Regions from separate parts of the Homo sapiens genome. Here all the other regions are linked to region 2. The links are chromatin loops, found by intact Hi-C in ENCODE. Cell type or tissue: endothelial cell of umbilical vein. All regions are shown on one strand. Links, peaks and the distances in the headings refer to the core of each region. The heading gives the core; the rest is flanking DNA. Region 1 overlaps ATP8A1 (ATPase phospholipid transporting 8A1). Region 2 holds the start of SHISA3 (shisa family member 3). Region 3 overlaps LOC105374428 (a long non-coding RNA gene).

The links. Peaks named below come from ENCODE experiments on the same cell type or tissue, not always from the same donor. Only the 100,000 strongest peaks of a DNase experiment are listed, where the experiment ranks them.
Region 1: it touches region 2 in a loop (5-fold over the local background); 10 of 110 quality-filtered maps call a loop at or near these places.
Region 3: a loop joins it to region 2, with 5 times the contacts of the local background. A loop is called at or near these places in 3 of 110 quality-filtered maps.

What each region holds. Positions count from the first base shown.
Region 1 is chr4:42,515,124-42,525,367 of GRCh38, reverse strand. It overlaps ATP8A1 (ATPase phospholipid transporting 8A1), which reads left to right. Exons shown (of 37, transcript NM_006095.2): 21 at 521-605; 22 at 3,069-3,208. Among named protein-coding and RNA genes, the nearest start is that of SHISA3, 120 kb to the right of the region's middle. In endothelial cell of umbilical vein, for the core only: a CTCF peak has its summit at 5,340 (motif pointing right); a DNase peak (open chromatin) is centred at 5,357; H3K27me3 peaks cover 703 bases.
Region 2 is chr4:42,392,620-42,402,863 of GRCh38, reverse strand. SHISA3 (shisa family member 3) reads right to left here and starts at 5,376. Exons shown (of 2, transcript NM_001080505.3): 1 at 4,531-5,376; 2 at 377-1,852. The coding sequence starts at 4,807. The coding sequence ends at 1,413. RefSeq lists silencers at 3,863-3,912, 5,553-5,632 and an enhancer at 4,439-5,328. In endothelial cell of umbilical vein, for the core only: no CTCF peak of the experiment used is centred there; DNase peaks (open chromatin) are centred at 4,263, 4,683 and 5,343; H3K4me3 peaks cover 2,741 bases; H3K27ac peaks cover 670 bases.
Region 3 is chr4:42,333,903-42,344,146 of GRCh38, reverse strand. All of the region lies in intron 1 of LOC105374428 (a long non-coding RNA gene), which reads left to right. Among named protein-coding and RNA genes, the nearest start is that of SHISA3, 58 kb to the left of the region's middle. In endothelial cell of umbilical vein, for the core only: no CTCF peak of the experiment used is centred there; DNase peaks (open chromatin) are centred at 2,416 and 3,986; H3K27ac peaks cover 2,031 bases.

The DNA.
Region 1 (10,244 bases), core at 1,293-9,292, 120 kb before region 2:
AAACCCTAAAAAGTTCTGTGATTCAACGAGTTTGGGGCACATAGCATGTAGCCCCTTCGAGATCCACTGTGCACACTGGCATTTTAAAGTCCCCGAGGATTATTCCAGCAAGACAAGCTCTGTTGCTTTGCTCAGTCCAGTGTTTGCCAAACTTACTTGAGTTCTGGACCGTTCTTCCTTGCAGCACCTATGAATACCTATGAAGGTGTTCTGGAAAACCTTCTGGGTTAGGGTAGATCTTGCAGCATGTGGAAGGTAAGTGAGGTAGAATATGAGATATGAACATGGGAATAACTACAGTTTTATTCAGAAAGAGGAAAGATGAAGATGCAAGACTAGAGACTTATTAATGTCACTAGCAAAATAGTATTATTAGACAAAAATATCTTGTTCTTTAAAACGAATGCCAAAAGAGATTGGTGGTTGTTACACTGATTTCCTACTGCTATTGTTACCAACATCAACTTTATTAAACCCAGAATGCTTAATTAAATCATTTTACCCTCTGTTTGTTTTCCAGGACACTGTAATTTATGATCGACTGGCAGAGACGTCAAAATACAAAGAAATTACCCTAAAACATTTAGAGCAGTTTGCTACAGAAGGTAAGTGTAATTTGGCAATAAAGCATGATTAAAATACAAAGAAATCATATACTTCTGATACCTTGCAGGATCCTTATTATTATTAGACTTAGAGATTCCTAAAGTAAGATATCAGCTGTTGGCAATTTAGATTTTACTATATGCTGTTCCCAGCCTGTGTTTTTATTTTACTTTCCTAAAACTATATTTATTAAAATTTTGAGCAACTTTGTCCCCACGTTTTAGATGGTAGGGCCTATAAATGTTTTACTTTTAGAGTGGATCATATTTACCATTTAGATACTTCACTTTGTATCTCGAGCAATTCATTAGGAAAAGAAGCAAGACTCAAAAAAAAAAAACAGATATTCTAATCTGAATAAGAAAGAAGAAATAAACCTAAACTGTTAAAATAGCTATTAAATTTAGTTTCAACTCAGGACTTTCTATTAAAAACTTACGTAACTATTAAAATTGTTATTCAATTTATTACAACTCAAGACTTTTTTAGAGAGCCCCTACCACACGCCAGGCTCTGTGTGAGGCCTGAGAATCCAAAATAGGATAAACAAGCTTTGCTCTGTCTCTCTGTCCTCCTGAAATATATTATGTGCAAGGCAAAGCAGTACATAGTCTAGAGAGAGGATCTAGGTTAGATGAAAGGCAGCGAGGGTTGTTAAACATGAGAGTCAGTTACTACAAGAATTTGTAGTCTTATCTCGTACTTAACAATGGTAGTTATAGCTGAATCTAAATCTCCAGTCTCAGTTTTCACTCCTATCTGTTTCAGCTGGAACTGTTGCCAGTGGCACCAAACTGACCTAATCAAATACTTTTTCCCGTTAATTCAGGCAGAGAAAAGATAGGAATGTTTTTTAAAACACTAGGCAAAAACAAAAGCCAAAACAAAAAAAAAGATGGCTTTTGAAAAACCTCTGTGCAGTTCTTCAAAATGTAAAAGCATGGAAACATATATATTCATAGGATTCAGATTCCATAAAGCCCAGCCTCAGTCCTTGGCAGGTGCAACCTACCCAGCATACAACACAGGTTCTTTTTGTTTTGGAGGAGAGCTGAGGGCATCTTTCTCCTCTCTAGATGTGATGTTAAAGATACTCAACTCATAGATTTTAATGGTTTGGCCCCCACCTCTACCCTATTCTTTCTGTCCCTGGGCTGGATGACACTTCTCCCCATGACTACCCTCCAGTAAGTTTTCCAGCCAAGTTTCCAAGAGAGAAAAACATGTCCTAAGATGGCCTCAGGGATTTAAGTTCCACTCTCAGTGATCTGGCAATACACCACCCTTTCTTGGAAGGTAGAGTTCTCTGGGAACTTTGTATGTTCCTTGCTTCTTACTTCTGATGTGTTCCCTTAAACACATTTTGTCTTGAGATCACTAAGCCTAGCATCTGGTCCTAGTCATTCTAAGAGTTAAATGACCTGGAGTGAGGGCGTTGTCTTCTTGTGAACCTAGATATCTAACTGCTTCCTTGGGTAGCTGACAAGTGTTTTGGCCTCTCCTTTCTTCCAATGCATCTACTCTTTTCTGGCTGAGAGAGATGTGAGTTACGAAATTGGCAGGCACCAGACACAGGGTGGGTCACTTTACATATCAGCTTTGATTGTTTTCCCGGGGTATATCTGCTGGCAGTTCTTTTTTGCCACTATCCCTCAACTATACTTAGACTTTTAAACTACAGATTTATGATGACAAAGAATAGTAATAAATGCAGTCATATATCCTAGTAAGAGGAAGGTGGCTTTCCCAGTAGACCCCACCAGGGTCTCTCTTCCTTTGTAAACATCTGTGAGGCCTCTATAATAAGTCAGCCACTATGCTTGGTACTGAAGAACTCTGGGTCCCTGCTTTCCAAGTGCTTTAATAGAGGAGACACACAAGAAAAACTGTAAAACATTGTCACTCACGCTGTAGGAGTGTTACTGCCTTTGGTATCTAGGTGAGAGGAGGGTGCATCAAAGAGCTGATTTTCAGAGCTGAGTCTTAAACTGCTTGCAAGGCAGACAGTGGGCAGTCGTTGGGAAAAGCAGAATGGAGAAAAAGTTACCAGCATGTGCAAAGACCCCCCTATGTGGGAAGTGAATGGCAGGGAATGAGAGTGAAGGCACCTGATGAAACATGTATAAGCCGTGCTTTGGGGCTTAAATTTTGTCCTGGGGAAAAATTGGAAGATTCGAAGCAAAGAACTGCTTGATAAGATTCAGATTTTAGAAACGCCACACTATGCATGGAAGATGGATTAAAAGGGTTGGGAATTAGAAGCAGGGTACCAATTTTAAAGACCAGGGGAACATTAATCTACATTTTATACTAAGTTTTTGTCATAATTTAATTGGACTTCATCATATTGTTTGTATGGAATCACTTTTTTCAAAATGGGACTTTGTGAAATAAAAACAGAAACCTCAGACTTCTGAAGAAAATCTTTGGTGTGTTGGGGTGATGTATGCTATCTTTTTCAGGGTTAAGAACTTTATGTTTTGCTGTGGCTGAGATTTCAGAGAGCGACTTTCAGGAGTGGCGAGCAGTCTATCAGCGAGCATCTACATCTGTGCAGAACAGGCTACTCAAACTCGAAGAGAGTTATGAGTTGATTGAAAAGGTACGTGGATGATTCTGTTGATCATACAGAGGGTTTGGTTTCCAGATAGTTTTGATCTTTATTCAAGGAACCAATGGAATAAAAATCAAAATATCTTGACATACCATTCACTATTGAATACCCTCTCATCATCTAAGCATTAACAAGTATTAATATGCATTAAAATATTGCTGAGAAGCCTTTGGGGTTAGACATTACTTTGTATAGATCTTCACTCTTTTCACAATTTTGGATCAAGGTTTGGCCAGTCTGGCAATCTCCTTGCCAATGTATTTCAGTTTCTGGATCTCTGAGGATATGGAACATGCCCCTACACACACGCACACATTACATACATGACATGTGTGCTTTGAGTTAATAACTATAATATGCAATGCAATATAAAATAGTACTGTAATCACACAGCTTGCATAGCTGATAATATATATGAGAGTAATCCAGTGCTTACACTTGTCCAGTCATTGTGACAAACATATACCTGTATTATTTCTGTCGCAGCTGTAAATGTTCTCATTTTACAGATAAAGAAACCATTGTGACAAACATATACCTGTATTATTTCTGTCACAGCTGTAAATGTCCTCATTTTACAGATAAAGAAACCAAGGCTATTAAGCCAGAAAGTGATGGATACATTATGATCGATGCTGTATAAATAGCAAGAATCTTGCTTCCTTAATTAAGAAAACATTTTTGTGTAGCTCTTGCCGTGTGCCAGGTGCTGTTCATAGCACTTTCATCTATTAATCTAGTCCTCACAACATCCCTTTGAGGTGCTAATTATTCCTGTCTTATAGATGAAGAATCCAAGGTAACAGAGAGGGTAAGTAATTTGGCTGAGAGTACACAGCTTCTAATAGGGGGAGCCAGAATCCTCACTCTTCCTCCAGTATTCATGCTCTAAATCATTCAAGTGACTTCATTCTAACCTCTAGCTTGCCATTAGATAACTCTTCAATAGCACTCATGTTTGTATTGCATAGAATCAAACTAGCCTGTCCGCTGCGGTTTACTTGATCTTTTCTCCAGGTAAGTAAAGGCTGATACTTTGTTCTTCTTTCCTCTCTATCGAACTGTGTACTTCGTCGTGCCTCTGTCTTGAAAGGTGGCTGGTGCCACCAGTACCTCCCTGGACTATTTCCCCCCTCTGCTCCTCACGTCCCCTCCCTTTATGTAATGTGGGGATGCCATGTTCTAGCTGCAGATGGTTTTCTTTATTGCACAAGGTTACCATATGCAACTCGAGATATTGGTGTCCTGTCTCCTCAACAGATTATCACTTTTTATGGAAGGTGATTGTTTCTCATATAGCCTTTGTATTTTGTAAGGGGAAGATACCTAAATATAAATATAAGCTCACATATATCATACCTGTATATATAGAGATAGATATGTAGATATATCTAGATATCTCCTCCTTATATTTGAACTTTTTATTCTGCTTACTTATGAAAAGACATGGGATAGCATGTATGGTGTCTTCCAGCATGATACTCCCACCCTAAATGTTATAGGTATACACACACCAGGAGACTTGTTATCAGTTGACTTATTTCAATGTCTCTCTTGCCTATCTTCCCCACTTCTTCCCTCCCCACTCCCTCCACCTTCTCGCTCTCCATTTCCTAACATATTTATATATGATTATGTCTTTGGGGCATTTATGTAGTAAAATAAAATAATCTGAGGCCATAATCACAATCTCTTTTAATCTGCCCAACTAAAGTCACATATCTTAAAGCATTAGTGCTATTGATTTTTAATCTTTGCTTCTGTTACTCTTTTAAGAATTAAAAAAAAAAAATCCAGTTTGGAAATGATGTTTTTCCTGTCTCTGAATATAAGGCAGCCTTGCCTTGCCTTATAATCCTCATGAGACAGAATTAATATGTAATGTCAGAATAAAAAAATCTATTTGAAAATGGATTCTAAACATATTAAATTGTTTCCACTTGAAGTACAACTTCAGTTCTAGAGTAGAATGTTTAATGTACCTAATATCCTTACTCTCTGGATGCCCTAGAGTTTTTTATAGATTAGATTTTCTAGGTTTAACAGTTTTGTTTCTTGTTCTTTTAATAACTGATTAAAAGCCTTGCAACCTCCAGCTTTTAACTGAACTAGATGTTCAACGTTTTCCCAGCAGATGGCGATCATGAGCTACATTAAAATTTAAGTTGACTGAGGCACTCCATTAAAAGTGGGGAGAGTGTGTGTATACACATATACACATGCATCTATATATGTGTCTATATGCATCCATGTAAACTACATATAGTTTACAGATGACAGAAACCTCCCTTATGACTGTTTTTTACCTAAAATAAATGAAAACGGGAATTTATAACTAATTTGTCTTCACTTCATAGTAAGCCATGCTCTCTGTTGTTGAAAATCTAAGATCCGGAAAGATTAAGAGATTGGGTCATTTACTCAGCCAGCCTGCTCCAAATGAAGACTGATTCTGTGTCCATCTCTACTCCTGAAACTGGAGCTTCATTTGGTGATCTATTTAAATAACTTTCATCAAGCAGTTCATGTTTACATGCTCATGCACAAGCAAATGAGACTGTGGCCCTCTGGGTACCACGGTCTGAGCAAATTCCCTAAATGAAGAAATCTTAAGGAACCCAAAAAGGTGGCCCACAAATTTGACCTGAAGGAAGCTTTTGGAGAGGTGGTAATTTTTGAAATGGGCCTCCAAGGATTATTTTACCAGTTGGAGGAGAGCAGACATCATTGTAGGGAAAAAGAATAGACAAAATAGAACAGATGTGATGGCTCACACCTGTAATCCCAGTATTTTGGGAGACCAAGGTGGGAGGATCATTGAGCCCAGGAGTTTGAGACCAGCCTGGGGGAACATAGGGGGAGACTCCATCTCTGTAAATAATTTTTAAAAATTAGCTGGATGTGGTAGCATGCACCTGTGGTCCCAGCTACTCAGGAGGCCTAAGGCAGGGAGAATTGCCTGAGCCCAGGAGACTGAGGCTGCTGTGAGCTGTGAAAGTACCACTGCACTCCAGCCTGGGTGACAGAGTGAGACCCTGTCTCAAGGTAAAAATAAATAAATATATAAATAACACAGGGATCTTTGTGACCAAGCTGTTTTTCTGAAGTGTTTCCATTAACTGTGATCATAGGAGGACTGTAGGATTTTTAATATAGAGAGCCAGGGTTATATCACTTCTTTCTTGATCTCAGATTCTATTCTTTGTTAAAATCAGCTGGGATTAGGGTTCAGAAGTTGTGATTTACTGCCATTAAAACCACTCTAGTGAGGCAAGTTTCAGCGTGTCAGACCACAGATTCTTCCAGAATGTTACCCTGGCTTTAAATTGAGCAAATACAGTCCTAGGGTTCATCCATTGTCTTCTTCCTTACCTGCTTTAACTGAGACATGCTGTTTATGCAATCTATTTTTTATGTGATTGGAATCTATTTTTACGTAGACCATAATATTGGACTTAGCATGTCATTATTGGACTTAGCATGTCAGACAGTGAATCTTTAAACTGTGAGGGTCGTTTTCACATCTTTTATTTTTTAAGAACAGAATTTTCCAAGCAAACATTGCCTGAATCATAATATATATAATTGACGAAAGCAGGACTGCTTTGGCTGGAGTAAGAGTAGAGAGGAGATCCAAACTGGCTTTCCCCTCAGCCTCCACCTTGCCCTCGTGGGTGCTCCAGGCAGGGCTTGTTGTGACTCTGAGGATCCACTAAGCACAGTTTGAAAACCATGTATTACATTTGTATGTGGACTTTTAGAAAACAAATTCCTCAAAAGATCAGTACATCATTGTGCCCGTATGCAAGATGTTTCTGAACATATTTGAATTGATATGTCATTGCCACATTAATGGTAGTATTATATTCACAACATTCAAAATGTAAAAGATTTGTAAAGTTTTTCCTAAAATAATAATTTAGTACAAAATAAGAGGAAATGTTATAATAGGATTAAGGTTATACTTTTAAATGCTGCTCTCTGCCTCTTGTTCCTCCAATGTTTGTTCAAACTGGTAATTCAGTTTTTAAAACTAAGTTGAATCCTTATTCCTTTGGGTAGTGTAACTCCTAGCATAAGCTGAAAAAAATATCCAAATAGACCAAAAATATACAACAAGGCATTTATCCTTTGGTTGTGATGCTTAGTTACTCAGGTATGTTACTACCCAGCACACTGAGCACTAGAATGTGCTGCCTTCACTCTTGGGGAACACTATGGGAAGGAGGATATGGAAAGTGAAAAAGCCCACCGGCTATTGTTATCCCTATTGACAGTCATCTCGAGATGAGAGGATTTAGGACTTTTAAATCTATCTATAAAATATAATTATCAGCTCTGTTCCAAAACTGTACTGTTTGAGCTCCAATACTTGCATTCATATGGTAAGCTTTTCAGGACATTTCTAAAAATTTTAACACTGAGAGTTGTTTCACGAATCAGTTGCCGACACATCTATTTTGTTTATTTTTTCTTTTGCTGTTACTAAATAAATCAAGAGGTGACATTGATTAGTAGGAAGGCCTAACTTGTTCAGGAATAAGAAAGCTCACATGGTTAGAATGCAGATGGGATTATCATATGGGATATTTCAGTTGTCTTGACTCACTTTGCGAAGAATTGCAGGTTCACATTGGGCATTGTGGACAGTAACACCTCTTAGTCTCTTTTTGTCACCACTTGAGAGAATTTACAGTGGTCTCATTCTTTAGACAACAAACTTGACCTGTTTTATCTCACCCTCGTTCTTTTGAAAGGTAGTCAACATATTAGGACTCATAATTTTAGATTGGGAAACCACTTATAGTGTCAGCCTATATTTTTTAAATCAGAATTTGTTTTTTTTTTTTTTTTTTGAGACGGAGTCTCACTCTGTTGCCAGGCTAAAGTGCAGTGTCGGCTCAGTGCAACCTCCGCCTCCTGGGTTCAAGCGATTCTCCTCCCTCAGCCTCCTGAATAGCTGGGACTACAGGCGCCCGCCACCACACCCAGCCAAATTTTTGTATTTTTAGTAGAGACGGGGTTTCACCATGTTGGCCAGGATGGTCTCGATCTCCTGACCTCGTGATCCACCCCCCCTTGGCCTCCCAAAGTGCTGGGATTACAGGCCTGAGCCACCGTGCCTGGCCTAAATCAGGTTTTTAAATTAAAATTTTGTATTTCCTCAAGAAGAATTGTAAATAACAGAATAATTATGAAGTTCCTTGTTTCATTGGCAGGGGTTTCTCTGAAATTTCTCACCTTTGATCTGTCACTTTAATATATCAGGAGCCAGGGTGATATCACTTCTTTTTGGTCTGAGCTTCTATTCTTTGTTAAAATTTGTTTACTTTTATTCTAACTTATTTCTAAGACACATAAATTATGTTTTGTCTCATATTCATACTATGCTACTAGATTCCTTTGAAAATTAATAGTATAGAAGTCTCTGGTCTTTCTTCCTTATTTTATAATTAAACCATTGTTTGAAATATGAAGGCGTGCCTTCGTGGAATACATAATTTTTTGAAAATGTTTAATATTTATTTGCTTCAATAGAAAAATACAATTATGTCTTTAGTACTGCATAGATTACCTACTAATAATTTCTGTGTTTCTGAAAGTAAATCATTTATCTTGAGAATTACAGAAAACAGCGTAAGCTATAATACCTGCCTAGATTCATCACTGATTAAAGCAGTATTTCCCTGGTGATAAGATTTTTATTTTTCTCTTATTATGATGCGTGGATTGGGAAACTTTTTTTTTTAATGGAAACTTATCCAATGCTTTTATCTGTTCAAGTTTTTCTAAAATAGGTTATGGGTTAGAGGATCATTTCTGAGCTTAAGAGTAAACTCAGAACACTGTAACTCTGCTGTCAAGCCTTTTTTGATCAGATAGCAATGTTGTGTTTTATGTGCATTTTGTAGTTTGTGATTGATGTATGTCATCCACTAGATTGAAGTTTCACGAAAGCAGGGACTGTGTTTATCATATTTATCACTGTGTCTCCAGCGCTTGACTGACTAGCCTATGTTAACCACTCAATAAATATTTGATGAATAAATGAATTATTCATTTAAATAATTAATTCAGAAGTTGGAGCTTAATAAGTACTTGCTTAATGAAAGCCTGCCCCCTATTAACAAATCTAGTTCATGCTTTCCATGCATTGAAGGCACTGGTATCAAATGTGCTATCACTAAGGATTAATTTAGGGGTATGTTAGAAAAGAAGCCAATAATTTTACAGAAGGCATTCTTTAGAAGTTTAGATTCGTTCATTTATAAAACCTGTCTTCAAAGTTACTTGATATATAAATGTGAGAAAATCATGGGTTGGAAAGATTCAGCAACAAATATCTGAGCACCGCTGCGTGGCAGGTTCTGTTCTAGGCTCTAGGGCTCAGCAGGGAGAGGATAGAAGAATTTCTGCCTTTTGTTTCAGTGGTGGGAGATAGGTAGTGAACTTGTAAACTAAAACAATGTCATTCCAGAGAGGCTTTAGTGCCCTGGGCACTGAGATAAGGCACTAAGATAGGACAGTGAGGTAGTGATCCTTTTTTACATTATTTCCTTTACCCCTCCCCAAAACGTGGTTGACATTTGGGGGATGGTTAAAGAGTCCCTTGATGTGGCGTAATATAGATCAACCATTACACTCAGTGTGACTAAACAACAATTTAGTGCCCTTTGCAACATATGGCAACAAATGGTTTAGAGGATTCCTAGAGAAATATAAAACTTAATGGAAAACAGGACTTTTCTTGAGCATTCATGACTGCCAAGTTCACAGTAACTTCTGTATTAGAATGGAATGCTTCTTCAGATAAAACTACCACATCTATTCTTAGTAGCTGCACATATCACTTTCATTTGTGCTAAAAATGAAATGAAAATTTACATGATGTATGGGTGATTTCGTGGTTTAAAATTCCAGTAGTTTCCTGTTCTATTTGCTTAAGAACATTTATAGTTAGCTCATTTAATTAGACCTGCCACTTTCTGAGCATTTACTAAGCTCCGCAATTTTCACTCTTTAC
Region 2 (10,244 bases), core at 1,409-9,408:
GGTAGCATAGCAAAAATAGATGGGCCAGGTGGGGAGACCAGGCAGGAGGCTGGCAAATGGCAGGTGTCCTGTCTGAAGAGGATTGACCTGACCCCAAGGCAGTGCAGGACCCCTGGTGCCACGTCCTCTATGTCATGAGAAGCCAGAAATCCAGATTCTTATGAGAAACGTCCTAATGATGAATTCTCTACAGGCCAAACACATCGGAGGGCTGTAGACTGAGACCTCCATAAAAATTCACTTCCTTTGCTGCTTTCACGAGCCCTGATATGGAATTTTTTTTTAATTTTAAAATATGAAGTATGTGTTAAAAACATTTCCTTTTTTTTAAAGAAGGATCGCTAAAGAGATAAAATGAATCACATTAAAATTTAAATAGAGTTCATGAAAATATAAAGTGTTTTATTTATTCTAATCCAACAAGATATATGCCCAAATATATAGTCATCAAACATAAAATTCAGGGGCACTGGAGATATATATAATATTAGATGATTATACCAATAGCTAGACTTTGAACTCCAGTTATTATTAACATAAAAATTACAGTATGACTACTAAATAATTAGTACAGTCAATGTGGTAAATACATTAAATTACAAATATTTACATTTGAACATAGCTCATTTTACAAATAAATGTTTTAAGCCCCAACTGTCCAACTTTCACTGAAACACTAAATGTTGCTGAACAAAAAGTCTGCAATAAATACTCCCTCCAGTGAGTGGGGGAAATGATTTTACATACACTCTGTGTTACAATGAATGTCTGAGTATATATTTAAAACTTTAAACTCCTCATGTGATTATTGAAACCTTGTATTCTGGAAAAACTCATATTGTAAACAAAATTTAGTTATTTATTTAAAAAGTAAATGTTCTCATTATGCTAATATTATTCATGGTTAGGTTACTCCCGAAATCATAAATAGATTTTTCACTGCCCCCTTAAGTTTACCTAATAGTTAATTTTTTAAGTGAACCTTTGATAATTACAATTAGGTATTTTTCTTTGCTTATTTATGAATATATTCCTATCATAACTCAATGAACAACTTATATGAAAAAGAAACATGTAGCCCTTTTCTAAGCAATATAGCTGAATGTCCAGTAAAACGTTTTTAGCCAGTTTGCAACTTTAAAGTCAAACTGCTGCATATTTTGAATAAAAGTAGCATAGATTGAAATGTAATGATCACATGTTTGCAAAACCAGAAAACAGTTCTCTGGTTTAGCCTTTCTGTGATTGGAGACAGGAACTTTCAAATTAGAAGGTGCTGTGTTTTCCTAGCATGCTCCTCCATGACACTGATCAGTTACAAGGGAAATTTTCTCAGAATTGCATGTGGCAATGGGAGCAGGGCTCCACCTGTCTGCCATCTGACTGAGTTGTGGATTCATGGCCTGGGCGTGTCAACTGGAACTGAAGTCTGGACAGCTCTTCCCAGGCAGTGGGGGCTCCTGCTGGAGGGGGTAAGCGAAATACTGGGGTGACACCAGGAAACCAGATGGCTGAGCCAGGTGGATTGAGTGGCTGGTGGTGTATGGCGGGGGCGGTGAGGGCACCAGGCAGCCCGGCTCAGCCCTGGCAAAGGAGAACCTGCGGATGGAGCCGCCTGTGGAGCTGGAGCTCGTGGCTGTGCTGGACTGCCGGGAGGGTGCCCTGGGGCTGGTGGAGGTCAGGATCATGGGCAGGGTCTCTGTCTGATAGCTGCGGAGTGAGAAGCGGATTGGCTGCTGCGAGGGCTCCTTGGGTCTCAAACAGGTGCAACAATAAATAGCCACTACAGAGCCCAGGATGATGAACGCAATGAAGATGGAGCCGACGATGAGAAAGGGGACGTAGACAGGCTCTAAAAGGCAAAAACAGACATAAACAGATGCTCAGATGAGGATCTCCCAGATTCTGAACTCTGCTTGGGCAGCTGAGGGTTGAGAGGTGGGAGACTCAGTTACTATCACTGCTGTCAGCTCAGTTTTTCAGAGCTTGTTAATGGTAACCTCCAAAATGCAATGCAAACCGTGATGATGGAATATTCTCGCTACTCCTAGCAGGGAGGAAGCAAACGGATACCGTAGCCTCTGTTAGCAATTAACTATCATATTGCACATCTGGAAGTCAGAAAAAAAAAACGGAATCTGTTCTCCTGTTCAGGCACTAGAGGGAAAGGGTGAGTTTTAGGGGTTAAAATAATTCTAGGTTTAAATGCAGGTTTTAGTAGTTTGATCACGGTGAGCAGTAAGAGACTTGTCCCCTCTCTTAGGCTGGCAATCCATCTCCCATTCAATAATCTCCAGTCTAAGCAAAGGGAGCCAGGCCTATTAAATGAGATTCCCCTCTACACACAGACCCAGGATTTTATGAGACTCCAGAAAGAACAGTATAAAGAAATTCACAGAGGGCCCCAATCGACTGTGTCTCCTACCATACACCACAAATTGCCAGCTCTGGCTGCTTCTTTCCAGGAAAGATTTGGAATACCCACTCCAGCTGCCGTGCCTCTCAATTCCCATCCAAGCCTGGGAAGTCAGACTGAACTTTAGATAGATCACCAGGCAATTCTTGGTGTCCACGGCCCAGACTTTCTATAAAAGCATCCCTCAAACAGAGCAAACTCCAATTTCCTTCTCTCTCTACAAGGCAGACATAAAATTCCCAAGCCCGGAGGCATCCCCTTGGGCAGTTCTCCAGGTCTCTCCCCTGATAGAGCCGTGCTAAGACGCAGCCTCCAGCTTACAGGTAGAAGAAAGAAAGCCTGCATTGACTAAGTCCCTACTGTGTGCCTGGCTCTTTCTTATTCATTATCTGATTAAAGTCTCTTGGAGACCCTGTGAGATGGACATGATAAGCTCCATTTTCCAGATGTGGAAATACATCAGAGAAGTTTGCGCATTCCCACAGACAGAGCTAGTGAGGGACAGGTAACTATCAATTATTTGTGGGCTACTAGGCGTAAGCTCTTCTGTGTCCCTCCCATTCTCCCTTGTTTACTAGCACCAGCGTGCAAGGCAAGGCAAAGGTAAGTAACTACCATTTACTGAGCCCTGCGCTCCAGCATTCATACACTCTCACGTCACCAACAACTTAACTCCTTTGAGAGCAATATGCCCACTTTAGAACTGAGAAGAGGTATCCAGAGCAGTTAAGTAACTTGCCCAAGTTACACCGCCGGCAAGTGACAGAGCCAAGGTCCATCAGGGTTTGCCTGATCCCAGACTCAGTGAGTGTGGAGACTGCCTCTCCCTTCTGCTGTCCTCTGGCATCCGAGCCGAGTAGGGAGCGCAGAGGAAGCCCGTGCTGCAGACTGGGCAATTGCACTTACTCCCAGAGGGCAGCTGGGTCCCCCAGGGTGAGCGAGTGAAGCCGTGGGGAAGAGTCTATATTTTTCTAACAGGCCAGGAGGGCCTAGATTTCCCTACTTTCCGCTGAGCATCTTTTCTCCAGAACTACTTCCAGAATCCTCTAGATTGGAAATGTTGACCCCCAACATTCACCCTCTAGTGGAGCACTAATGGAGGGCAGACTCCCCTGTCCTCTGGGTTATCAGTTTGCGGGGAGGGGCCGTTGGGGAACCCTTAATGATCTCTCCAGCCTCTCTTCCCTTTCCCGGCGACCTTCTCTTGCGGGCTCCAGACCTCGGCTCTCTGGAGTCCTGGGGTGTCACCCGCTCTCAGCTCCGCCCGCTTCTCCGGTTTCCCTGGCCATAAAACCCTCGCCTCAAGCTCTAAAGCGTTTCCCTGATGTTCCGATTCAGGTGGAAAACTTTTTTTCAAGGTGTAAATTTTCTCTGCTGGGGTCGTGATTTATTCCGCTCTGAAGTCAGCGGAAATTTGACCCGTGTTTTCCGAAGTGAGAATAGGGGGCGGGGAAGCCCCTTCGACCCTTGTTTCTAAATCTCCACCTCGAAGACCTGGGCATTTCTGAAAGGCGTGACAATAGGGGGTGGGCCGGAGAGGGTAATTCGATGCAGAGAATTGAAAGGAAGTCTGCAGAACGGGGCCGTGGCTTAGAAACGCTATCATTAAGACAGAAAAAAAAAGTGACTGGGGTTTCTTAGCCCTGAAGGGCTGCAAATGAGCGCGCGACAAGAGTCGCGATTCCCTGCATTCGGCACTTCCCGAAGCTCCCGAAGTGACAAGGGCGAGCAATGGGACACCCTCGGCCCCTCCACCAAAACCCAAGTCTACCCTGGCTTTACCCGCACTACCCTTCTCCCGGGAGCTCCAGCTGTCTTCCCCCCGGCTACCAGGCACAAGCCCCGCGCTCCTCACTGTCCCTGGCAAACTTTCCCTGCGGGCCGACCCGCAGAGACCGCAAGTGGCGGGAAGCGGGACTGCAAATGAATAGAGGACCATGATCTGAAACGCGACCACCCACTCATCCCTTGATTCCCCCACCCGGCCGCGTCCCCCTGGCGCACAGACCCAGGAAGGCGCATAGACCTGCCTGGGTCTGTGCATCCTCCCGCGCACACATGCAGCCGCCGCCGTTAGGCGGGCGGGGATATGTCCCCGAGGGCCCCGCACTTACGCGCAGTGATGCCTGGGTGCTCCAGTTCGCGGCGGTCGTTGGTGCAGCCGCCCTGCTCCAGCCTGGCGTCGGCCGCGGCGCAACAGTAGCGGAGCGCGCAGGAGCCGCAGCAGATGGTAGCGTCCAGCGTGTCGAAGTCCTCTGGGCACTGGAAGCCCTCGTGGTAGTTGCCCTGCACGTCCACCCAGCCGTGGCAGTACTCTCCGGACTGCTGGGCGCCCGCCGGGCCCCAGCGCAGCCAGCCAAGGAGAAGGCAAAGCGCCAGCAGTGCCCTCATCGCCACTGGGCTCCCTGGGCGGCCGGGAGCAGGACGCAGCTGGAAAGCGAAGGGCTGAGCCCGGGCTCAGGGCGCACAGCGATTCCGCCTCCCCAGGGACACGTCGCAAGCTGCTGGCCCCGGCGGCCGAAGCCAGTCCTGCGTGGGATAGCAGGGGCCGGGGAGGCGACAGGGGCTGCACTACGAGTTCCGCAGGCCGGGAGTCAGCATGGTGCGCGGGGCGAGTTGGCGAGGGCCTGCGGGAGGCGCCGGCAGAGGCAGTTGCTGGGGCTGTCGCTGCCGCCCTTCGCCCGGCTCATAGCGCTCCCCGCGCGAGGGGCGCGCCAACCCCCCGGCCACCTCCCTCCCCACTCCTCAAGGGAGCCATAGCGCCCGGGGCTGCCAACTCCAGCGCCGCACAGAGTCCCAACCTGTGGCGATCGCCGGGTCCCGAGAGGAGCCGGAGGAAAAGAATTTGTTCCCCACGTGCGAGTACCCCAGACAGGCGGCCGCTCAGCCCCAGCCCCTATCTGTCACAGGAGCAGGAGTCAGCTCCGCCGCGGCCAAGTACAAACGGCCGCGGGGTTGCTGACAGCTCTGCCCGCAAGGCGTCTTTTAAAAAGGAAGAGGGAGGAGGAGACAATGAGGGTTAAGAAAGAGTCCGCCCTCCCGGATCGCGCCTCTGGAGCTAATCACAGCGGGTGCGGCGCGGGCCGAGGGTCCTCTGCGCTTTCTGGTTCGCGCTCCATCCTCCGCCTCCCCCCGGCCACCCCCGCCCATGCCGCTCCCCCAGGACTTGACTCTCAACCTGAAGATATCAGACCCTCCCCTCCCCCGCCGCACACCCCAACTCTCTCACAGCCCGGAAATCTCTGCAGAGTGACGTTGAGGGCTGCCGAATTCCCGCGTTTATCCACGCACGTGGGCGCGCGAGTGGAGACGCTGGATTTACTTTTCAATGGATATAATGCATGAATGCGGTGCAGTCATTGAAGTTTGTCGAATCATCTGTGCCCTGTTGCACAGACTCAGACTCGTTCCTGGGATACCGCTTCTAAAGGTTCAGGACCGAGAACATGGTTTTTAGGTGTCGCCAACATGTGCTGAGCTTTCCACCTACGTTTCCACTTTTTCTGGGAGGAACGGCACATTTTCACAAGCACACACACACACACACTCGCACTTTTTCCGCCGGCTGAAGGATTGCCGGTCACCTCTGCCAGCCAAGGCCAGCTCGCAAAACCTCAAAGAGCACGACTTCTCCGTTCACGCCCGCAAAGGAAATAAAGGAGCAAAATTAATGATAATTGAGCAGAACTGAACTTCTGTTCAGGGAAAGAAACACATTTATTTAAATGATGTGTCCCCTGTGGGCTATTTTCAGGGGCACTGCTCCGTTAGCGGCCTAAGTGCCTTATGAAACTGGTGTTATGTGAAACCTGGGCCAAACGCAAGCATTTATTTTGACTGCATCCTGAACTTCCAATCATCGTCTATTGGTATGTGTGAATATGTTCGGTGTATCTCGGCTTATTTGTCAAACAAGCTGCATACCCGTGTCCCTGAGTTAGATGTCGGCAAGTTGAGTGAAACAAAAGGAACAAAGTGTTCTCAGCTCCAGCGACACAAGGTGCGCGGTCAAACGCATTTATCACGTTCGCAGCTTCCTGATGAACCGAGTCGATTCCGGAGAAACTTTTTTAAAAATCTCCTATTAAAACGATTTCTTTTTTTTTTTTTTTTATCTAAGTTAAAGTATATTCCAATTAAATAATTACTTCTGATTTCTAATTTTAGGTATTGGGATTAGCATTTAGTTATGTGGCTGCTGAAAATACATGTCCATTTCACACGTTAAGTGGGACCGTGTAAATATTTAACTTTATTGCTCTCTTAGAGTTACATATTTCTTAGGACAATACGAAGCTATTAAGTAAAAACAAATTAAGTTGGAGCTTTCAATAACAAACAATGAAACAGTTTTTTAGTTAAATAGTTTAAGCATATGGGAAATTGTTTTGCAGAAATTTCTTAGATATTGGGTTTTTTATTTACAAAAAAAAGGTCTTGCCAGACTTAATCTTTTTTTTAACTCTAGTTGTTTTTTAGGAGTGTTGTTTCAATTGTATATATATCCTGAGCAATTACAGGAAAATGTCACTTAGAAACACAGCAAAAATGAGATATAGTGATTATAATCAGATGATAAAAATTATGACATGTTTACTGCTAATAACTTTCCCAGAACCACACCTTTTAATATTAGTTTTTGTTAAAATTTAGAGGAATTTCATTACGTCATAACTGCATAAAGTTCTGCTGCAGCAGCAACCTTTGCTGGTCCCCCAAGGGTCAAGTTTCTCTCATTATCCAGCTGTTCTTTGATAGCATTAATATTTTAAGGAGTGATTTGTTGGCACTTACCTCCCATTAATTACATTCTCCATGCCACAGTGGGATTCTTTTTCCTGGAGACACCAGCTATAATTAATTCCCTCATTCAAAGCTCCTGTCTACTTGACTTATTTAGAGGGCATTTTACCCAAATTTAGTTGGATGATGTTTACTAATGGAAAGTAACCAAACCTCCAAATTACTTGATCCTTCGTAGATCTGACTTGTGTGAACAGTAAACAACTGTGCACCATGCTTCAGATCTAGGTCCTCATCCTAAGCACCTTTAAAACCATTACAACAATCAGCTTCAGGAGTTTGCCTGGGCGAGGGGTTGGGGGGAGGCAGTGATATGTTTGGTTTCTTGTCATAGAAGATCTCTGCAAACTTTCCATTGTCAAATTTTAACTTCAAAACTGATGCCCTGAGAATCCTTTTCACCAACAGAAAGAGAATATTCACCTCTTTTTAGATATATAAACATCCAAAGTTTTTGTTATTCTGTTACTAGTTTAATAGTAAAGGAAGATGAAAAAGTTCTCATAGACACCCCTGAAAGACTCTAGGGGGAAGACATAGAGATAGAAAATAAAGTCCACAATATCTGGGGTATTATGAAGAGGTTTTGGAAATTCTTTATTGTTTCTTATCTCAGTAACACAAATTCCTTATTTTGGTCAAGAACATAATCATAAGAGATCATTTCCCCAGCCTACATACATTCTCTTGTGGCCCTGCCTCAAGGAAACTCTGTAGGAAGTGAGTTAATTGACATGATGTCTGGACTATGCTTTAATAAACACCAGCAAGAAAGAAAGAGAGGAGAGAAAGGCAGAAAGAAAGGGAAAGAAAAGAGGGAGGGTAGGAGGAAAAAGAAAAGATAGGTGAGCAATAGGGATGAGAAGATGGGCTAGGCAGAACTGAAACACAACTGGCAACATGTAGATAACTGTAGCTGGCTGAAGGGAACTTATAAAATCGAAATGCAACTCTTTTTTTCTTTTCTTTTCCTTTTGTTTGAGACGGAGTCTCACTCTGTTGCCCAGGCTGGAGTGCAATGGCATGATCTCGGCTCACTGCAACCCCCATTTCCTGGGTTCAAGCAATTCTCCTGCCTCAGCCTCCCAAGTAACTGGGACTACAGGCACCCACCACCATGCCCGGCTAATTTTTGTATTTTTAGTAGAGATGGGGTTTCACCATGTTGGCCAGGCTGGTCTCGAACTTCTGACCTCAGGTGATCCGCCCACCTCAGCTTCCCAAAGTGCTGGGATTACAGGCGTGAGCCACTGCGCCCAGCCGATGCATTTAATATTCTTAGGACATATTTGCTGACCATATTTTTAAACTTTGTTCTGGCCAGACATGGTGGCTCATGCCTATAATCCCAGCACTTTGGGAGGGCGAGGAGGGAGGATCCCTTGAGCTCAGGAGTTCAAGACCAGCCTGGGCAACATGGTGAGACCCTATCTCTACTAATAAAAATATAATTAGCTGGGCATGGCGGCACATGTCTGTAGGCCCAGCTACTGGGGTAGCTGAGGTGGCAGGATCACTTGAACCCAAGAGGTGGAAGCTGCAGTGTGCAGCGGTGGCACCACTGCGCTCCAGCTTGGGTGAACAGTGATGCCGTGTCTCAAAAAAAATAAAAAAGAAAAAAATTGTTCTGTTGACTTATCTTTTTTATATTCTTTGGAGCTGAGTGAATGATTTGAGAAAACCAAAAGCAGGGAGGTGAAGGGCCACATGGATCAGAAAGGTTTGGGAACTAAAATATACTGAGGAAAAAGGAGGAAGGCTAAAGGAATGCAGAAAACAAAAACAAAAACAAAAAAGGGCAGTTCACTGGACTATGGAAGAGTCTACTCCAGCTCATTTGCATTGGCCTCAGAAACAAAATGAAAAACAAGAGTTCCTCAACCCTCCCTCAAGTTTGCTTGTGCAATGACTTGTTTTCACTCTCCTTTAATTCAGAAAAAAACACTTTAATTTAATTTTCCTTTAATTACCTTGCCCATGACTTCATGGAATTCTCTTCCTTGGATCGCTTGTTGTAAATCTCTTACTCCAGGCCCCTCTCAATCTGAGTTACTCGAAAGGTGTTTTCTCTGAAATTTGCTGTGGCACATGTTTACCCTAGAGAATAGCAAGGTGCCTAGAAGGACACTCTCAGACCTGGGCAACCCAGCCCCAGGCCAGGCCCCTCTTCCTGCCCTGTGTTTCGGGCAGCCTCAGTCTCTTCATTTACCAAAAGAGGGGCTTAAGCTAGGGCCCTTAGAGAGTGTTTCTCAAAAGGCCATGAAATACCTGGGAATCTTGTTAAAATGCAGATCTGGCCGGGCACAGTGGCTCTCACGTCTGTAATCCCAGCACTTTGGGAGGCCGAAGCGGGCGGATCGCCTGAGGTCAAGAGTTTGAGACCAGCCTGGCCAACATGGTGAAACCTCATCTCTACTAAAAATACAAAAATTGACCGGGCGTGGTGGCGTGCACCTGTAACCCCAGCTACTCAGGAGGCTGAGGAAGGAGAATTGCTTGAACCCGGGAGGCAGAAGTTGCAATGAGCTGAGATCACGCCACTGCACTCCAGCTTGGGTGACAGAGCAAGAGTCCATCTCAAAAAAAAAAAAAAAGCAGACCTGACTCTCACAAAGTCTGCAGTGGGGCCTGTGATTCTGCATTTCTAATGAGTTTCCAGGTGATGCCAAGTGGCTGCATTGAGGACCATACTCTGAGGCCCTCTGGCCTTCCTCTGCCCTGTCTGCAGCCACAGGGGAAAGAGTGAATAGAGCCAGAGGGCAGTGCCCACCCAAAGCCCATTCCCTCCCTTTTTGTACCACTCTCTGGGTCCTGGATCCCAGCACTCCCTACTCAAAGAGGCCAAAAGTTGCTTCTAGGCTGCACAGAAGCCTCTTCCTGATGTTAAGAGGTTCTGGCGGGAGGTGTTTCAAAATTTGTACACATAGGCTGGGATGCCCAGACACATACATGGGAGGCCCCTTGCAGTGCAAGATGAAGTCAGGTATGGGAAGAAAGAGGAAGTCAGAAGAACAGACTCAGGCTG
Region 3 (10,244 bases), core at 682-8,681, 58 kb after region 2:
ATATTTTAAGAGTATTGGCCCTATGTGATATATGTTACAAATGTTTTTTTTTCCCAATTGTCAGTTATCTTATGACTTTGCCATTATTTTTTTTTAATTTCCCATGCAAATAGGTCTTACTTTTAGGTGGTTCAAATGATCGGTTTTTTGTTGCATCTGGATTTTGAGTTGTATTTAGATAGCATCTCCCCACATCTCTGCTATAAAGTCACCCGTATTTTCTCCTAACACTGGTGGATTTCATTATTTCCTTCTTCTTCCTCTTCTTCTTCGAGACAGGGTCTTGCTCTGTGGCTCAGGCTGGAGTGCAGTGGCATGCTCGTTGCAGCCGTGATCTCCCAGGCTCAAGCAATTCTCCCACCTCAGCCTCTCGAGTAGCTGGGTCTACAGGCATGCATCGCGCCTGGCTAATTTTGTTTTTATTTTTTTTTTAAATAGAGACGAGGTCTCCCTATGTTGCCCAGGCTGGTCTTAAACTTCTGAGCTGAAGCAATCATCCCTCCTTGGCCTCCCAAAGTGCTGGGATTACAGGCGTGAGCCATCACACCTGGCCAGGTTTCATTTTGGATCCATGTGGAGTTTATTCTTGTATATGGTTGTCTAGTGGTCCCCACACCATTTGTTTAAAAGTCAATTTTTGCCTCAGTGATTGTAGATACCACCTTTGTCATGTACTAAATTTCCACACATATGTGGGTCTATTCCTGGGCTTTCTGTTCTATTTTGTTGGTCTGAATGTGTATGCATGTGCCAGAACGACACCTTGAATTACAGAAGTTTTATATCGTACATTATAATAGATGTTAGGTAGCATTTTTTTTTCCCCTGTGTTTCCCCAAATATTCTTGCATGCTTTTTAGATTTTGTTTTGTTTTGCTCTATGAACTTTAATATCAGCTTGTCTGGCTCCAGAAAAAGGCTTATTTGTATTTTTGCTGGGATCACATTAACTTGGGAAGAACTGATATCTTTATGATATTTATGATACTAAGTCATTCTATCAAGACAGGGATATGTTCCTGAACATCTTTCCATATGTTCGAGTCTATTTTTGTGCCTTTCAGAGTGTTTTAAAGTTTGTTTTTTTCCCTATATAAAACGTACATATTTATTGTTAATTTTACTCTTAAGTATTGCGTCTTTTTTGTTGCTGCATCCTATTACTTTTTGAAGCCAAGCTGATCTCAGCACTTGATTTCTGGTTCTATTTAAAGAGTAATATATTCTTTTCCACCTTCATTTTGGTTTCCTTTTACCCAATCCACTAGTCTCTTTGTCAGGCTTTGAGGGTATCTATACTGACCACTTTGGAAGAACAAGAGACAATATTAAGTCCAGGGTTTAAGACAGATGACATAAGACAGTGGCGAATAAGGTCTTTGGATCTTAGCAAGAAAAAAATTTGCATGTGTCTGGGGGCAAAGATAAGAAGTTGTAGGACTCACATATTTTAAAGTCCGCTTTTCTCAGTCAAGTAAACTCTATCAATCATTATGCCATCTTGGACAATCTTCCAAATCTTCTTTCCTCTTCTTGGTCTGATATAATACAGTATACTTATGAGTAATAGTATTGAGTTGATTAATCTCTACTATAAATTCTCCTTTCCTAATATTTTCCTAATACTTTCATAATCCAAACTCCATGTGGCCACAAGAATCTCTGACAGATAGTTGTCTCCAAGGCTATCTGTGCAGCCAAGTTAGAGGCGGGCCCCATGAACGAGATCCACAGCGGGATCCACATCTCCAATTGTACATTTCTGTCTGATTTCAGACTCGGGGTATTTAGCTAGTTTTCTCAGGTGGTTGGTACATGGTCCTGCTGAGACCAAGACCACTGGTTGGATTTTACCGAAAACCAGCCAGCTCTCCTTTCCCAATGCCTCTCTTCCAATAGCACTTTAATCCCTCAGACCCAAAGAGGAACGAGTGAGAAATCTAGTCAGGTCATGGGAAATGCAATGCTGAATAGCAACTGGAAACTTTAAGCCTTTGGCAGGAATGAGAAGAAAGACCCCTACTGGGTCCTTTCCTGTAATACCTCTTTCTCCACCACTTTCACTGTTGAACTTCTAAACACCCCTCAAGGTCAAGCTTAACCGTCACCTTCGATACATAATTTTTCATGAGAGCCCTCTACCTCTTAAAAAAGTAATCGCTCTCTCATCTGTTTTCCTACTAAATTTTAAACATGTTTCTATTATCATTTTAATCATATTTTATTACTGTTCCATCATTAATTGTTTATATCTCTGTCTACCAACTACGCTTCAGATTCCTGGAGGGCAGAACTATGTTTCATTCATCTCAGCACCCTCAAGATCTAGCAATTTAATTGAGTTAAATTGACCAGAGGAAGAGATTTGAACTTTTTTTTCTATTCACTGTTTGAGATCTATTAGTCATAGCCTCAGCGGGAAGCAGTGATATAAATATTAGCTGGCTCACATTTATCCCAAGATACCCTAGCTAGAGCTCCCTTGTGAAAGTATGGAATGTCCTCCATACACTACCTCCCTTTCAGCCTATTAATGAACCTTTTTTTTCTTTATTTCTTTTTTTTTTTTTTTTTTTTTTGAGATGGAGTCTGGCTCTGTCACCCAGGCTGGAGTGCAATGGCACGATCTCGGCTCACTGCAACCTCCGCCTCCTGGGTTCAAGCAATTCTCCTGCCTCAGCCTCCCGAGTAGCTGGGATTACAGGCACCCGCCACCACGCCCAGCTAATTTTTTGTATTTTTAGTAGAGACGGGGTTTCACCATGTTAGCCAGGATGGTCTTGATCTCCTGACCTCATGATCTGCCTGCCTCAGCCTCCCAAAGTGCTGGGATTACAGGCATGAGCCACAGCACCCGGCCAATGAACTCTTAATTAGTACAATGGGAATTGTTTTAAGGATTAAATAAGAAGATGCAACTAAGGCACTTATTGGTGAAATATTAGTAATTTTATTACTACACAGACTGATGAGAAAATTTGGATGACAAATAGTAGAGCTACCAAGTCAAGAGCATTCCCTTAATGGATTGTTATGTGATCCAACAATAGCTCTCCAGCTTTTTTCTACCACTACATATAGATAAGTGATAGCACATGTGGTACATGCTCCCAGGGTCACTTCTATGGACTGGTATATGGATTCATGCAGCTTATGGGCAAATTGTGGTGCATTTGCTGGACCGCCCTATCTCCTTTACCTCTATCTCAAGAAAGCACACTGGAATGTCTGTGAGTAAGAATGGCATAATTATAAAAACAGCACATCTACTCTTGTTAGTTTTGTTTTTAATAAAAAACATTTTTTCATTGTTACGAATGAAAACTCAATTCTTCATTATTACTAATAAATCACTCTAGCTTACCTCTGTTTTGGCACAGTGGTGTTTTGTAAAACTCAGTTGCTAAGATCCACTATTGTAGACCATGGGGTTCTAAAGCTGACCACTGTCGCACTATGAAATGCTTGCAAACTTTCTACTCACCATAATGATTATGAAACATGAGCTCCGTCAAATGTGCCATCAGGATATTCTCATAGGTAGACATGACACAGGATGAAGCTGAACTGTGCCATAAGGATTTTAAAGCTCAGGGTCCTGGCAGGAAAGAGATGGCAAATTCAAAAGGAGAAATTAAAGAGAGTTTGAGAAAAGGACAATTTACAAAGGTTTGGTGAGGTTTAAGGGAAATCAACAAGGGATGGTAAAGCACCCAGGGGCCAGCACCACCCAGAAGCTGCTGCTAAGCACGAAGGGAAGGGCCAGGAGTCAGTCGCTGGAGCCCAGAGAGAATTGCAGCTGTTGGAAAAGGCTGTCTACAGGATAAAGCCGCTGACAAGCCCCAGCCCAGCATGTAGTGAGCCAGGGGAATAATATGTCAAGGCCCTTCCGTTTCTCCTGCCCATGGCTCCCACTGGCCAAACCGAACTGGAATTTAGAGGCAGAGGCCTAGATGCAGTTCAGAATGGCCAGTCTTCTTGGACAGAGGGCAGAGTGAGAGATGTAAAGTGTATCTGGAGAGACAAGCAGAAAACATCCAGCACCGATGTCAGCCAGCTGTTTTCTTCTTGATACCGTGTTGTGAATTCTATCCTATCTTTTAGATGTACTGGACAAGGTTTGAGTCATTTCCTATTTGGTGGAAAAGAGAAAGCTCTTTTTTTTTTAATCAGCTAAAGCTAGAAACAACTAGACTCACAGAGGTCCAACTAAACTCTAGAACTACACAGCTTCATCTCAAACCTAAATAGAAAGAGATTTCAGTCATGCCTTCCCCAGGCCATTTTAATTCACTTTCTTGGGAAAATTCTGAATGTCTCAGTCTCTTTATCTTCATTTTCAGATTATCAATTGGACAGAAGGTAAAGATAAAACTTAACAGAATTTAAACTGACGGGGAGTGAAAAAAACTTGAAAAAGAGCAGAAATATTAGAAGGGGATTTTTTTCCCACCCTCTTCCTTTTAAATTCTTGTCGTGCATATTCAAGAGAATTTTGATGGTTGACAGAACTAGAAGTCCTGTGTGTTCACTTTGATGATGCCTCTCCTGCTCCAGCTGGAATTTCTCCTGGAGAAAGGAGCAGAGGTCGGAATGACCTCTCCCTCCTTGCTGGGCAGGTAGGGGCTCCATTTGCATTCAAAGCTAGCTCAGTTGAAAGTGTTCTTGAGAACACCAAATATTTACTCTTTTTAAAATTACGTTTTTATTAGGCTGGGTGCAGTGGCTCATGCATGTAATTCCAGCACTTTTAGAGGTGCAGGTGGGAGGATCGCTTGAGGCCAGGGGTTTGAGACCATCCTCGACAACATAGCAAGACCCCATCTCTACAAAATAAAAATTAGCAGTGCGTGGTGACACGTGCCTGTAATCCAAGTTCCTGAGGCAGGAGGATCACTTGAGCCCAGGAGTTCAAGGCTGCAATGAGCTGTGATCACGCCACTGCACTCCAGCCTGGGCAACAGAGAAAGACCCTATCTCTAAAAAATAAATAAATAAATAAAATTACTTTTTATTAATTGTTGAAATAATGTGTACATGTTAATTATATGTAATTTCTGTAATTTGGAAAACACAAAAATATATAAAGAAAATGGAAGCAGTGAATATTCTTACCACACAGTGGTAACAATCTTTAATGTTATATTCTCTTCACTCTTTCTATATGTAGATTTCCTAGGTAGGCTTTCCACACTGTGTGCAGTTTTGCATCTTCCTTTATTATAACTAACATTATAGAACAAGATTCTCCATGTTATTAAATACAGTTCAAAATAATAAAATGTAAACACTGTATAACATGTTAAATATAAATAACTATATCCCAAGTTATTTAATTATTCCCCTATTATTGAACATTTAGGTTTTTCCCATCTTCTTTATGATAAATAAGATTGCAATGAACATCTTCATTCACTCATGACTTTTAGAATCTATGATGAATTTCTTAGAACAAATTTCTAGAAGCAGAGTTACAAAGTTAAAGTTTTACTTTAGATCTGGCCAAAGTCACTATCCAAAAAGATTATACCAATTTACATTCCCACCCACAGGGTAGAAGAGTGCCTATTTTTACAGAACCTAGCTGACACTGAGTGTTGGAATTTACTTTTATCCCCATCGATGGCGTTTTGTTGTTGTTTTCGCTGACATTACTTTGTTCAGCGAAGCTGAATATCTTTTTCACACATGTAGGCCCTTGAACTCCCTTCCTTGTGAGTTCTCTGTTTCTGCAGTTTGGCAGCTAAGTTTTCTTCCAAACTTTTGTTCCTCTCCTGAGGATCACAAAACTTTGTACAACTTTATTCCAATTCATTGAGTGTTTTCAGATGGTTGGTTGCTTTTAACAGAGTGAGTTGATTCCAAAAATGTCATTTCAGTTGGTTTTTGACAGAGAGGGCCTATATGTTCAGTTGAAGGCTGCCCAGACTGTTTTCCAAAACCATAACTAAAGTTATCTTAATTGTCTCTCTGAATATATTAAAATACACAGTAGCCTACAGTTTTCAGTCCATAAATCCACAGCTCTTGGAAACAACTTTCTTTTGTGGGCCTCTCTAGGCCTAATTAGGACTATATGATCCTTTTTAGGTACTGGGAAGAGTGAGAAAAAAGAGTTTGGTCAAGCACAGGCCTTTTGACATGCATTTTCAACTTGATGTGAAGCCCAGAAATGTTACTACGAGTGTGTCCTTGAGTGCCTGTGTGCTCTCCCACTGTTTCTATGGTAGGTGATGATGAGATTATTTCTATGCTTGGGCACACCTTGCTGTGGCTACTAGAAGTTAGTGATCCCAAAGGAGAGACCAGGGAAGCCAAAGGGATTTAAGGACACAGAATCATTTTCCATTGCAAGTTGACCAATAATCTCAAGTAGTATTTGTGCAGTGCTTTCCGTTTTACAAGCACTTCCTTATACATAATCTCATTTAATATAACAACCACATGGGTTGTTTAACACCGTCACCTCTGGTTTGCAGGGATGATTAAATGACTGGCTCAAAGTCACATAGCTAATAACTGGCAGTGCTCAAACTCCTGGTTTCCGTCAGTAAACGTGACTTCAACTCTATTCTCCTGTCACCCTGGTACTTTGTTTCCTGAGTTTTAGAAATGTAATAGGATCATGGAACTAGAATTTTAAAAAAAGAACAGCAGCAACAACAAAAGTAGAAGGTGCAACAACAAAAGCAGAAGGTACAACAAAGCTGCTCATCATCTTACTCAGTGGTCCGGAGTAAAGAAATAAGGGAGATGTTGTGTAATCTGTTCAATGAACAGTTGCATTCTTGGTCTTTGCATATGCCTCACATTGTGGGCTTATCTCTGAGTGATCATATTCCCTGTGTCCTGTTGGAGACAGTGCTTTTTTTCCTGTCAATCCAGCTTGGGCTTTTACAGTGTTACAGTCATTGTTGACTCTACAAGATGCTGTAAGCTCTACACAGGCCATTGTGTGCAGGTAGACGGCTAGATGAGAAGACCTGAGTAGCCACATTGCGGTGAAATGTGCTGCTTCTCCTGGAAGAGTCTGCTAGGAATTTCAAATGTAAAAGTGCATTTTTCCTACACTTGGCGCCAATGGTGGCCCCAGTGGTGGATTTGGAAGTTATCTTTCACAACTTGACCATGTTCACCGGGGACTTGGATGCTGAATGGTGAGTGAAGATAGGCAGCATTTTTTTATTAACATATAGGCATGTGCCTGTACAGATTTCCTAAAATGGTTGAACTTCCTGGGAGAAAAGGAATTTAGACCCCAAGTCCCTGTTCTCATTATCAGGAAACAACAAAACAAGGGACTAGTCTCAGTGCTGACTGAAACCAGCTTATTGGAAGCCGCTATGTAGTTTCTGCTCAGAAAGCTTCCACCCGAATGTCAGAGTCCCCACCAAAATCTGAGGGATCAGAAGTCTCTGAATAAGCTGACCCCAAAACCCAACACAGCCATCAGGAGTGGGCATTTCCTCTGGTGTAATTGACTGTGGGCATGTGATTATTGAGTGGGGGTTAGCACTTTGGGACCCAGGCAGCTTTCCTCTGATTGCCACTGGGAATCAGAACCCAGACTGTTGTAGCACCTGGCTCCTATTCTCATGCTCTTTCCACATCACCCGTCACCCACTCTCTCTCATTAACTCGTAAGGGTTTTATCTGTCCTCAGCAAAGTGTGTGCAAAATGGAGTCTTTAGATTTGGCTGTTTCAAATTCCATGATTCTAAAAAAAGAAAAATATCTTTACTTGAGAAAGGAATTTTTCCCCCATCAAACAACAATATCTACCTATTAGCTCACACCTCCCCATCTTAATCTACAGCATGGAAGTTAGGCCTCATTCCAGCATGTGGGGACATAAATGTAAAACTCATACCACCTTAATGGGACATTCATCAGCCTAGGAGGAAGGTAGAGAGAGGAGGCCTTCTCTTGCCCACAAGAGTTCAATATGTCAGTAAAACGCCTTCAAAGAATTATGTAATTCAAATGTAATCCCATCAAAGCTGGCCATTTTCAGACACATGATGAGGGTCAAGTACTATCTGGGGACGTCATGGATATTTTATTTGGAAGTGCTAGAGTTCTTCAGTTAACTTTGTATCCATTTCCTATTCTTCTTAGGAGTTCAGGATAAAATAACCTTTATGAGCAAATTTGAAAGTTTTCCAATTTAAAAATGCCCCCCCAGACACTCAAAGGCAACCAACATGTTTATGGTAATGTAAAAATGACACAAAATCAACAATCTATATCTTTGAGCTGTCATTCATTCACTGACATTGGGTGGTTTCAAACTCTTATAATCTAAGGACAACATATGGGAAACTATGAAGTTTAGACTTATTTTATTTTATTTTATTTTATTTTATTTTTTTGAGATGGAGTCTGGCTCTGTTGCCCAGGCTGGAGTGCAGTGGCATGATCTCAGCTCACTGCAACCCCCGCCTCCCGGGTTCAAGCGATTCTCCTGCCTCAGCCTCCAGAGTAGCTGGGACTACAGGCGTCCGCCACCATGCCCAGCTAATTTTTTGTATTTTTAGTAGAGACAGGATTTCACTGTGTTGGCCCAGCTGGCCTCGAACTCCTGACCTCAGGCCATCTGCCCGCCTTGGCCTCCCAAAATGCTGGGATTACAGGCATGAGCCACCGTGCCTGGCCAAAGTTTAGGTTTATATTCACTCTTTTTTTTTTTTTTTAGATGGGGTCTCACTCTGTCGCCGAGGCTGGAATGCAGTGGCGCTATCATGGCTCACTACAGCCTCAACCTCCCGGGATTAAGCCATCGTCCACCTAAGCCTCCTGAGTAGCTGGGACTAGAGGTGTGCACCATCACACCAGACTAATTTTTTAAATTTTTTGTAGAAATATGGTCTCACCATGTTGCCCAGGCTGGTCTCGAATTCTTGGGTTCAAGTGATCCTCCTGCCTGGGCTTCCTGAAGTGCTGGAGTTACAGATGTGAACTGCTGCACTCGGTCCACACCACATTTTTAACATCAACAGGTGAGACTGGTTTTGTTCTGGGTTCATACATTCATCTTTATTGACTAATAGAGATCATACTAGACTTTGCAATTAGGTGACTTTTAAAATCCCTCCCACTTTTTAAGCTGTTTAATTTAAGATTCTGATATTTGCATCCAATTGAGATCTGATTAATAGAGTGTCTCAGAAAATGTGTTGACCAGGAAATTAGAAAATAACCCTTTTGATTATCTAGTAAGTAACTTTTATAATGAATCAGTGCCAAAATTATAATTATAATTTTCTCAAGTAATTCTAGTTATAAGGTTTCAAAAGCTTTCTTTATAAAAGAAAAAAACTTATTTTGTACATTCACTTACCATGATTATACTCCTTATTCTGAACAAAACATTTATGGAGGAAAAAGGGAGTAGGGAGGGCCATCTTCATCAATCCAAAAAGTGTGGTTATTTGATTTCTGGGGAATTGTTTCTCTCATCATCCCTATTTTTAATTTGTAAAAGTTAGTGACTTTACTAAAACATAAATCTCTCATTCTGATTTACTGATTTCCCCTCAATTTCATTTCCATCCTGCTAATCTGTAATCGAATAGCCCCATTAATACCTCCCTTCATCCAGCTGGGAGAAAAGATGCATTTTAAATCTTCTAATATTATTTAACAAAGAAAATATAGCACACCTCTGCACATTTTTAAAAAATTCTGAACCATGGTTATAAGTAACATAACATTTCAACTTAATGCCACAGGCAACCCATAAATATAACCAACTAACTAATGAATATGTCTCAAAGATTCATTAGCAAGTCAGTTATGTGAAACTCAGAGCACATTTTCCTAAACACATGGTCTTATTATTGGTAGATAGATTCCTAGACCAACCCTCTACAACTCCTTTACCCATAAGAAGCTATACTTTAGTATGACTTACAATTCCCAGTTGTGATGGTCAATATTGAGTGTCAACTTGATTGGATTGAAGGATGCAAAGTATTGTTCCTGGGTGTGTCTGTGAGGGTGTTGTCAAAGGAGGTTAACATTTGAGTCAGCGGACTGGGAGAGGAAGACCCACCCTCAATCTGGGTGGGCACCATCTAATCAGCTGCCAGCACGGCTAGGATAAAAGCAGGCAGAGGAACGTGGAAGGACTAGACTGGCGAAGTCTTCTGGCCTCCATCTTTCTCCTATGCTGGGTGCTTCCTGTCCTTGAACATCAGAGTCCAGGTTCTTCAGCTTTTGGACTATTGGACCTACACTGCACT